Linked DNA regions of Mus musculus: region 1 is linked to region 2. The links are chromatin loops, found by intact Hi-C in ENCODE. Cell type or tissue: gastrocnemius. All regions are shown on one strand. Each heading gives the region's core, and the rest is flanking DNA. Links, peaks and the distances in the headings are about the cores only. Region 1 overlaps Ubr5 (ubiquitin protein ligase E3 component n-recognin 5). Region 2 has its middle 28 kb from the start of Odf1.

The links. A loop is a pair of places that touch in the nucleus more often than their neighbours do. Peaks named below come from ENCODE experiments on the same cell type or tissue, not always from the same donor. Only the 100,000 strongest peaks of a DNase experiment are listed, where the experiment ranks them.
Region 1: a loop joins it to region 2, with 3 times the contacts of the local background. A loop is called at or near these places in 7 of 42 quality-filtered maps.

Annotation. Positions count from the first base shown.
Region 1 is chr15:38,014,347-38,019,724 of GRCm38, reverse strand. Ubr5 (ubiquitin protein ligase E3 component n-recognin 5) reads left to right here. Exons shown (of 59, transcript NM_001112721.2): 17 at 152-295; 18 at 380-491; 19 at 683-837; 20 at 1,249-1,446; 21 at 4,577-4,787. Among named protein-coding and RNA genes, the nearest start is that of Gm22353, 41 kb to the left of the region's middle. In gastrocnemius, for the core only: no CTCF peak of the experiment used is centred there; no DNase peak of the experiment used is centred there; H3K27ac peaks cover 1,613 bases.
Region 2 is chr15:38,244,645-38,250,022 of GRCm38, reverse strand. No RefSeq gene overlaps it. Among named protein-coding and RNA genes, the nearest start is that of Odf1, 28 kb to the right of the region's middle. In gastrocnemius, for the core only: CTCF peaks have their summits at 1,986 and 2,734 (motif pointing left); DNase peaks (open chromatin) are centred at 1,995, 2,729, 4,634 and 5,002; H3K4me3 peaks cover 648 bases; H3K27ac peaks cover 1,472 bases.

The DNA of each region.
Region 1 (5,378 bases), core at 94-5,093, 230 kb after region 2:
CCCCCCGTTGACATTACAATGTGGTATTCATTGATATGTTTACAAGGATTTAAGTGTCTTTAGTATTGTCAGTTGGAAAAGCAGAATTTGCATGCTTTTATAGAAGCCTTTTAAAATATTTACTAAAACTGTATCTATCTCTTATTTCTAGGTGCTGAAGGTAGATGGTGCCTATGTCGCTGTAAAGTTTCCAGGAACATCTACTAACACCACCTGTCAGAACAGCTCTGGTCCAGACGCCGACCCTTCCTCGCTCCTGCAGGACTGCAGGCTGCTTCGAATTGATGAGCTGCAGGTATGTACGCGAGTTGAGAGAATGTGGTGATGGACTCATTGAAAGTGTTACAGCGAGAGCAAAATTATGTGTGTTGTTTTGCAGGTTGTCAAAACGGGCGGCACCCCAAAAGTTCCCGACTGTTTTCAGAGGACTCCCAAAAAGCTTTGTATACCCGAGAAGACTGAAATACTAGCAGTAAATGTGGATTCCAAAGGTAAGCCTTTTATAGTTGTGTACAGTTTAGATCTTTTGAAACATACGGGACTAGGGTACAATTGTTTGAGATTTGACAGTGAAATGTGGCTGGATGTTTTTACAACTGGTGTGGGAGAGGTTAAAGTTTGTTAAATGCTTGAACTGTGGAAGACTTTGTTATTTTTCTTTTCATTTCTGTGCCTTTGAAAGGTGTCCATGCTGTTCTGAAGACTGGAAGCTGGGTTCGGTACTGTGTCTTTGATCTTGCCACAGGGAAGGCTGAACAAGAGAATAATTTCCCAACAAGCAGTGTTGCTTTTCTTGGTCAGGATGAGAGGAGTGTCGCTATCTTCACTGCTGGGCAGGTAAGAAGCTCAGCTTATCTTTTTGTTTTTTGTTGTTCATTTTTTAAAGAGCAGATACAAACTGGCACTTTTGTGCCCGTTAGGGTTTGCCTACTAGAGAATCAATGAAGGCTTTATAATACTTAGCACCTTCTGAAAGCTTGTTATTTCTAACATAGCATTAGGTAATTTTAAAATAAGTACACTTTTTGTAAAATCCATCTTGGTTTACTCTCACCCCTTTGTCTCCCCCTACTCCCCCTCCCCTTTTTGGGGAGGGGGGATGATAAGGGTCCCAAGCTTAGGCAGAACTTGAACTGTTCTATCTTGTCCTTCCAAGTACTGGAATCGGGGCATTCTTGCTCACACTAGGCTTGTGTAACCATCTGTGACTTGGAACAAGCATTATTTATTATCTTTCACCTATTGTAGGAATCTCCTATTGTTCTTCGAGATGGAAATGGTACTATCTACCCAATGGCCAAGGATTGCATGGGAGGAATACGGGATCCTGACTGGCTTGATCTCCCACCAATCAGTAGTCTTGGGATGGGTGTACATTCTTTAATAAATCTTCCTGCCAACTCAACAATCAAAAAGAAAGCAGCTATTATCATCATGGCTGTAGAGGTAATCTACCTTTTGAAATTACTTGGTATTTTAAATCAGAAGAAAATAGGTCTTAAATTCATGAAAAGATCATTCATTATCCCTTCTTTCCCTATAATAGTTTATTAATATAACACGAGGTTAGAAAAGTCGGTGATTATGATTTCTATAATTTGTCTTTAAAAAGGCGTACATATAAATACTGTTGGATAGCATATTGATGAAGAGAAATCAGGCTGGGCAAGCTTTTGAGGAAGTGATGTCTGGGGTGAGGATGAAGAGGTTGCTGTCTGTGGTACTAGGGAGATGTATTTAGCCAGGAGATGAGGGTGGTATTGGTCAGAAGGAGCAGGTAGCATGGCTGGGGAGAGCTTAGGGTGACTCTCCTTACCTGATGCACCTAAATTTGAACTGAATACCAACAGAAGAACTTTGAGTTGTGAATGACATATTTTTTTTTTAAAAGATTAGTAATAAAGTACTGGGGCTTTAGGGGCGTGGCAGAAGACAGATGTTTAGCAAATCAGATAAAGGCTAATGTTTAATCCAAGTCAAAAACAAAGCAAACTTGCACTCTTAGGAATGGGAAAAGGGGACAGGAGAGATTTGATCAACTTGAAGGAACTAGAAACTGTTAAGCTTGCTATTTGCATGGTAGTCTAGGGAGAGCCGATGAGTCTGATGTGTTTACTCTTGGGACTGGGGTGGTGAGTGGGTGGAGGAAGGTCGGGGAGATGACCTCACTTAGGTGAGGTGCGGGGCTGTGAGCTGTAGTAGTGGTGTTCTTACTAAGCTCTCCATGCAGTTTTAGCTGAAGTAGATTTAGATTTTGATTTGGTTTTACAAATAGAATCAGTAAATTTAAATTTGCTAAATGCAAGGGATCAAATTCAAGAAGAAAGAATAAAAGGTCTTGTTTTAATTATTCATTCAAAATTATCTCTATCTGTGCGTGTGCGTGTGTGTGTGTGTACATGTGTATAAGCTTGCACATGTGTACATGTATGCCAAGGTACACATTTAGAGGTCAGCACGCAGCTTTGTAGAGTTGTTTCTCTTTTTACTTGGGTTCTGGGGATGGAGCCAGAGTTGTCAGGATTCCACAACAGAACACTTCTCTCTGCTGGGCTATCTTGACAGCCAAAGGTTTGCAAGAATGAAGCTGCTATTTTTGGAGCATCTAAAGAAGTTTAGGAGGTAGAGTTAGCATAGGTTCTTTGCTTTTAGACATGTGACCTTGAGGATGTTTATCATATATCTACAAGGGCAATGGGAAATAAACAAGAAAATCAGAAATCTGAAGACTGAGAGAGACAACCAAGTTGAGTGATTTAAATGTGACATGGGTAGAGCTGCGGATTTTTTTTTAATCCCCTGTGCCCTTTGCTATAGGGTGAGTCTTGCAGCATAGCTAAGCATGACACTGACAGTGCCAGTCGGGGTTAGGTCAGAGGATGGTTATGAGCTTTCTGTAGAGTTTGGTGCCAGCCAAGTGACTAGTGTGCTGTATATCCTGGTACACAAAGCAAGGAAACACAAGTGTTACCCATGTACCATGAGGAGTATGCTGTGTACACAGAAGGAAAGGAAACCACGTGCTGCCCACATACTGGGTTTTTGGTTTCTGCAAAGGGTTTGTCTTTCGCCTCAGTTTGCCCAGAGTGAAAACGGCTTTCTCACATGTGCCAGATCCTTTAAGATTTACTGTCCCGTTTGGACAGTGAGCCCTCTAGGGCCCCTTCTTCCCCATAAGTCTAGGCAAGGGAGACTTTATTTAGGCAGGTTTCTGGCAAGGTTCAGTGCCCTTTTCTTCGTGCCTTTGTATTTTCATACATACCTGTTTGTACAAAAAATGAGTTTGCTTTTTAGAATAAAACAAGTGCTTTATAATCTATTAAGGGTTCCATAATTTTAGTTTTCATTTCTATACTATTTTTTGTTTGTTCAAAAGATTTGATTTTATATGTATATAAATATTTGCAAACATGTGTTTGTGCAGCATGTGTGTTGGTGCCGGAGGAAGCCAGAGTAGTGTCAGATCCCTTGGGACTACGAATTACAGAAGGCTATGGGCTCTGGGAACTCATTCTGGGTTCTTTGCAAAAATATCATCTATTTTTAATTGATGAGCCATCTTTCCAGTAATCAAACTACTTCTTTTTGTTGTGAGACAGCTAATGATATTTTCTATGTATACCTTACAGCATCGTTAATGTCTTTTGTAGATCTGTCATTGACTTTGGAATTTACACCCATCATGATTCCTAGAGAGTCAAAAGTTTTGTATTTCATGTATCACAATAGAATGTATCTTTTTTCCCACATTTTTTTATTAGATATTTTCTTCATTTACATTTCAAATGCTATCCCAGAAGTCCCCTAGGTCCCCCTCCCCCCTTGCTCCACTACACACCCACTCCCACTTCTTGGCCCTGGCGTTCCCCTGTACTGGAGCATATAAAGTTTGCAAGACCAAGGGGCCTCTCTTCCCAATGATGGCCCACTAGGCCAACATAATGTAACTTTTTATAAATCTTTGTTATTGTGCATACCCATGATTGTGGTGTGGTTATAGAGGTATGTATGGAAGCCAGATCACAGCTTGTGGGAGTTAATTTTCCTCACCATGTGGGTTTTGGGGATTGATCTCAGGTGGTCTGGCTTGGTAGCAAGTACTTTACCCCTGAACCTTCTCGTGGGCCCTGAAATGTAACTCTTAAAACAACGAGGTGCTGAAAAATCAGTCTGGAATAAAATATACATCCTTTGCTTAATTGGCTGACAGTATTGCTAGAGTTGTAATTTGAAAGCTGGAGTGCACCCCAGGGCGTCACCAGGCACGGTTGTGTATCACATGCAGGCATTCTCGTTCAGCTACTCAGCGTGTTGACTGCTTTTCTACTGGCTACAGGTTGAGGTGGTTTGGAATACTGAAGGCATTTCCCTCGTGTTCTTTACTTTGTTCTCGCTTGCATACTCTCTTCACAGAGTATAGATGAGTTCATTTGCCAGGCCACTTATGATCAATTTCTATTTCCTTGAAGATACCATTATATTATAGTGGCCATGAGGCAGTTCTCATGTATGTAATTTTTGACATATTTGGTGTTTAGTTTCATTGAAGTGTTTGCCCTCTTTTGCCCGAGAACAGAAGCAAACCTTAATGCAGCACATTCTCAGATGTGACTACGAGGCCTGCCGACAGTATCTCGTGAATCTGGAGCAAGCCGTGGTTTTAGAGCAGAACCTGCAGATGTTACAGACGTTCATCAGCCACAGATGTGATGGGAACCGGAACATTTTACATGCTTGTGTATCAGTTTGCTTTCCAACCAGCAATAAGGAAACTAAAGAAGAAGAGGGTAAGATTCGGAACCATAACAAAGCCTTTGCAAGAACTCTAGGAAAAGAAGACTCTTGTAGAGAAAGAACTTGTATCCTTTTTACTTTATGTGGTCTTGGAAGGTCTGACTTTTATTATGTGGTAAAAATATTTCTAAGGGTTAGATGTGGAAGCAGATAATAAGTTTGATCTGTGTTGATCCTAAATGTACTTCACTAATTTTATAAGTACAAATAACTTTAAAAACCTTCATATTTTACATTACATGTACGTGTGTATGTCTGTGGGTGGTTATGTGTACATTGGTGAGTGCTAGGTGTCGGAGAAGTCCCGATTGATCCCTGGATGGAGCTGGACTTTAGAGCAGGCAGCTGTGAGCCACATTGTGTTGAGAACCTTACTTTAGTCCCCTGGAAGAGTAGTGTGTATTCTTAATTGCTGGGCCATCTCTCCACCCCCTTAAACCTTTATTTTTAATCTACATGTCTGTCTGTCTATCTGACATGTGTGCCAGTTCTAGGGAGGCCAGGAGCTTTGGATCTCCTCGGAGGGAGCTGTAGTTGAACGTGAGCAGTGAGTGCTCGGTTTTTGGTTTTTGTTTGTTTTGAGG
Region 2 (5,378 bases), core at 308-5,307:
GAAACTCATTATTTAGCACAGGGTGGCCTCAGACTCCCTAAAACCCTCCTACCTCAGCCTCAAAAATACTGAGATTCCAAGTGTGAGCCTCCGTGCTCAGCTGACATTCAGAATTGTAAACTGTGCCCCACACCTTCCCTAGTCTTGTACCGTCCCTCAGATTAAGTCGGGATTTTTCTTTCCTCCACACTCTTCCCATCTGTGCTATTGTTCATGTTGTTCAGAGTTCATACTGAACTAAATTGAGTGACACCTCCTCCAGGAAGCCCTCACTGGCTCTCCAGATGAAAGTGAGTTTTCATCCTGTAAACTCTCAAGTACTTTAATCATTTGATGGAAATCTTTGGGGAGGGTTCTGAAGAGAAGAAAAGAAATTGATATTTACTGTGAGACTACTTTGTATCTGGCGTAACAAGGCTTTCTTCCAAGCTTCTTCATCTAGTTTTCTAAGCATTTATGATTCCACCATAAAGCATTCCTTGAGAGTAGGATTCAGAGGTGGTATTCCGTGTAGTTCTTCAAAGGCATGGCCTAGCTCAGTTCATCCAAGGAAATGATTGATGAGCCTCTCTGACACATAAGGATTTATGCGTGGTGCTGGCCGGAGCAAGGCAAGCAGGACAGGGTCTTAGCTCTCCAGGCATGACCTCAAAACTCTCAGTGGACATAATAAAAAGGTGAGAAGAGAAGGCTTACTGGAGGACGGATAATGAGTGTGTATCTGATTAGGTGTGGTTTGATGCCTACCTACAAGATAAAATTATACACAGTACTGATTTGCATCTTATCTAAGGCAGTAGCCTTTCCCATGTGCCATGCCAGAGTTACAAAGGCCTCCCATTCAGTGTCTTTCTAGAATTGTACCGCTCGGTGCTGCAAACAACAGATACACATGCACTTCTAAATAAGAAAGAGACAATTAAATAAAAACAAATTTCTTCCTTCCTTCCTTCCTTCTTTCTGTTCTTCTTTTCTTCCAAGATAAGGTCTTCCTATGTAGCCAAGATTGACCTCTGGCTCACCTTGTAAACTTAGCTGGCCTTGAACTTATGATCCTCATGTCTCAGTGTCTTACGTGCCGTCACTTAGCTGCAGTAGTCAACAATAGCAAAAAGTAGGCACTGGAAAGTCTCCAGAGCTGGGAGAGGTTTATGGTCACCGCATACGGCAACTACGTTGGATGGCACAGACTGGGGTGGCTTCATAGGAATGGTCCTGATTGACGTGTCTGAATGCTTGACAATAAACGAGGGGTACTGTTAGGAGGTGTGGCCTTGTTGGCAGAAGTGTGTCTCTGTGGAGGCAGGCTTTGAGGTCATATATACTCAAGCTACATCCAGTGTGGGCCACAATGCCCTTTTGATACCTGTGGATCAAGATGTAGAACTCTCGGCTCTTCCCAAGCATCATACCTGCCTGGACGCTGCCGTGCTGCCCACCAAGACGATAAGGAACTAAATCTCTGAAACTGTAAACCAGCCCCAAACACATTTTTCTTTGGAAGAGTTGCCTTGGTCATGGTGTCTCTTCACAGCAGTAAGACCCTAAGACACAGATTGTTTCTGTCACTGTAACAAATTCCATTTCATGGTGGCCTTCAAAATAAGCATGGTGGCTCACACATCTAATATGAATACTCTGGAGGCTGAGGCAGGAGAATCACTGGGAGTTCCTAGCTTACTTGGACTACAAAGAACAAAACAAAAGCAACCAAGCAAAATACACTAACTACAGTTGTTGTAGCCGTTTCCATGAGAAGTATGTAGGGGGTGGCCTGTGGAAGGATTTAGATAGCTGGGGACAATATTCCTTCTGCTCTCAACGGGACCCATCCCTCTCTTGCACAGTGACCTCCTTCCCTAACCAAGGCCTCCTGGGTTCTTTCTTGAACCAGAGGTTGGGGTGCAGATAACCTGCCTGCTGTCTGTCCCCGGGTGTTGCAGCACACCTCCCGTTCGCCAGCGTGGTGCCTGGCCCGAAGGAGACCTGGGCTCACCGCTAGGGGGTGATGGAGCCCTCCTTTAAATTCTAAATAAAGCCAGAGAGGCTGAGAGCTCCCAGGTCTCTCTTTGCTCCATCCCCCACAGCGTCAAAAACAACACAAGAAACATTCAAGAAGGAAAGCAAACCATGCAGACAGCATTGCCTCTCCAGATAGCAGGGTTTGCACCCATTTCCAGGTAGGGTGAACCAAAAAACCAAAAAAATCAAAGCAGAACTCCCACCGCAAAGGTGAGAAATGGCGCCTCTGTTATAGTCTGTTCTGCATTACTCTGCATTAAAATACTCCTCTAATAATGGGCCCGCTATTCTCTAGGAGGCATTTGACAAAACAAAACAAAAACCTGCGGCCTTTTCTAACTCCACTTGACAGTCTCTTTTTTATTGTATTTGTCACATGCTTTAAGGTCTAAATTAAGAAATAGAAATGCAGTCACGGGGGCTGGTGAGATGGCTCAGTGGGTAGGAGCACCCGACTGCTCCTCCAAAGGTCCAGAGTTCAAATCCCAGCAACCACATGGTGGCTCACAACCACCCGTAACGAGATCTGACCCCCTCTTCTGGAGTGTCTGAAGACAGCTACAGTGTACTTACATATAATAAATAAATAAATAAATCTAAAAAAAAAAAAAAAAAAAAAGAAATGCAGTCACTGGCTTACTTCTTGACAATTAGCATGGCTTCCTGCTCTCGGAAGCCCTCTGCGTTCCCGCACAGTGGTGCCCCCTAGTGGCGGAGCCACTGCCTGCGCTATGACAGCTCCTTTACCCCTTTGGCAATGCTTTATCGGAATCAAAAATGTCCCCATTTTCCTTGGATCTCTCAGATCTTTCCGTTCACTGCTCGATGCATTCGGTTTATCTCGTCTTCAAAAACTAAAATATTCCGTGTGTCTTCATATCGAGCCAGGAATGGTGGTGGTTCATTTAAAAAAAATCAAAAAACAAAACAAACAAAAAAACTCGCCGGGCCGTGCTGGCGCACCCTTTTAATCCCAGCACTTGGGAGGCAGAGGCAGGCGGATTTCTGAGTTCGAGGCCAGCCTGGTCTACAGAGTGAGTTCCAGGACAGCCAGGACTACACAGAGAAACCCTGTCTCGAAAAAAATAAAATAAAATAAAATAAAAAAACAAAAAACTCTTCCTGTCTCTATGAGGGCCTGCCTGGACACAGGCAATCCGAGTCCTGTCTTACCTTTCCCCTCGCACCTCTCTGTCTTATACCACACTCTGCTTCTATGTGCAGGGAGAAGGTGATGATGGGTGATAGGTGGGCAGAAAAGGCCTTGCTTGAATCCTATGGTTCTGGCTTGCTTGGCAGACACACTACCTAACCCCTCTGGCCCCTGGTAGAAAGGAGGCACTCTCAGGCACTCTTGCCTGTTGGAAATGGGGCTGTTTGAAAGCAGCGCCATTCTCCTACAGTGCAGGCCCTCAGAGCATTCCCTGAAAGCTTCCTTGGCCTGCTGATGTGCTGACAAGGGAGTGTTTCAGATTGCCACTAGCCACTTCTACCAGAGTCCTCCTTGCATGAGGGCTATGGGCAGACGTGGTTCCTTGGTCTTTCAGCCACATGTGTGTCACCGCTCCAGCTTGAAACAAACAAACAAACAAAAAACAACAACAATGTCCTGGGGAATTCAGGTCCTTTTGCTTGAGTGGCAAATGCTTCATTGACTATGCCCCACCCTCTCAGAGTTTTACCAAGTTCTCTTCTGCTAGTCCCCCGCTTTATCCTAGGCTGTTGCTTACAGTCTTAGTTTTGTGTGATTATGAAATGAATTATACCTCACCCCATCTCACATATTCAAATCCAAACTCCTAATATTTCAAAATATAACTGGTTTTGAAGATAAGCTCTACCCCCACCCCACCCCTGCTCTTTGAGACAAGATCTCATGTAGCCCAGGTTGTCCTGGAATTCCCTGCCAAGCTGAGCCTGGCCTTGAATTATTTATTATTTTTTATTTAAAAAGTGTTTATTATTTTATGTATGTGGATGTTTTGCCTGCATACATTTCTGTGTAGCACCTATGTGTAATGGTCTGGGAGGCCAGAAGAAGGCACGAGATAACCTGGGACCAGAATTACAGAAAAGTAATTCATGTACTTTTAGCCTCTGCTTCTGTCCCAGACTCCCTCCCAAAACTAATGTCAAGTTGTCTTGTGGACTGCGGTCATCTAGAAATCCTCCTGAAGAGAATCTACTCCCAAGCTCACTCTGTGGCTGTCATTGGTGGCCCCTACTGATGGGTGGGTAGAGGTGATGTCAATTCCTCACCATTGAGTGTCTCCATGGGGCAATTCTTGGTGGGGTGGCTGACTTCACAGTGAGCAAGGAACGGATGGGCTCAGTGGAACACAGCCTTTAAAATTTTTATTCCTTATTTATTTTATGAGATGAGTATGGACTTGTGCATGCTGGGAAAATACTACCGAGCTACAGAACCAACCACAGCCCAATCTTCTTATAACCCAGCCATGACATTTGGGGTATTCCATTCAGTAGAGGCAAATCAAGAGGCTCAGCCTACACACGAGGGGAGGGAACTGCACACACACACCCATGCCCGTTCGTGCACACACAACTTTTAGACAACTCTGATCCCTGGGTGCTGGCCAGAGGGGCTCCCCAGCAGAGCAGTCTAGCATCCTTCTTAGGGGCTCCTTAGCTTGCTTAGCGCTAAGCTTAGTTTTGACATCTTCAATCAAAACAGAGGATTAAGAAGGAGCCTGTAACATTCCATTGCACTAGCAAGAGAGAAGAAAGAGTGTGGGCTCACAGCTTGACAGATTTGGCAGGGAAAAGATAACAGGATGTCTCAATGGCTCTGTTTTCCAGTGAACCAGGAATTGTGGTTGCTAGCTAGAATTGAGTCATCGAGGGTGTGGCAAAGATTGCAAACTGAAACACAAAGCCACATTTCCTGGGGTTCCTTTTCCAGTTTATAGAGTGGCCCGGCCAGGAACTACATTTCCCAGAATTCCTCAAACCTGGGGCACCACGTGAGTAGTTCTTGCCAATAGGGTAGGGGAGAAGCAAACCAAGGCATTTCCTAGGCAGGGAGCCTAGCAAGAGGCTTCTCTTTCTGAGCATAAAGCATTTCGAGACTCCAGGAAGGAGTCACAAGATTAAAAGGCACCTGGACCACAGAAAGACAACAATTAGGAAGACCTGCTCTGGGTTTGTGCATGAGCAAGGAACACGAATTATTTCTCAAGCCACTGAAAATATAGTTTGATGACGGCAACAGGTAGGGGTTACCATAACAATCCGACCTCATGGGCTCGAAACTTGACAAATAGCACACGACTGTCAATGAGTGGACACAGGGCAGCTGGTAGTGGGCCCGGCCTGAAGAGTCTCCCTGACCTTGG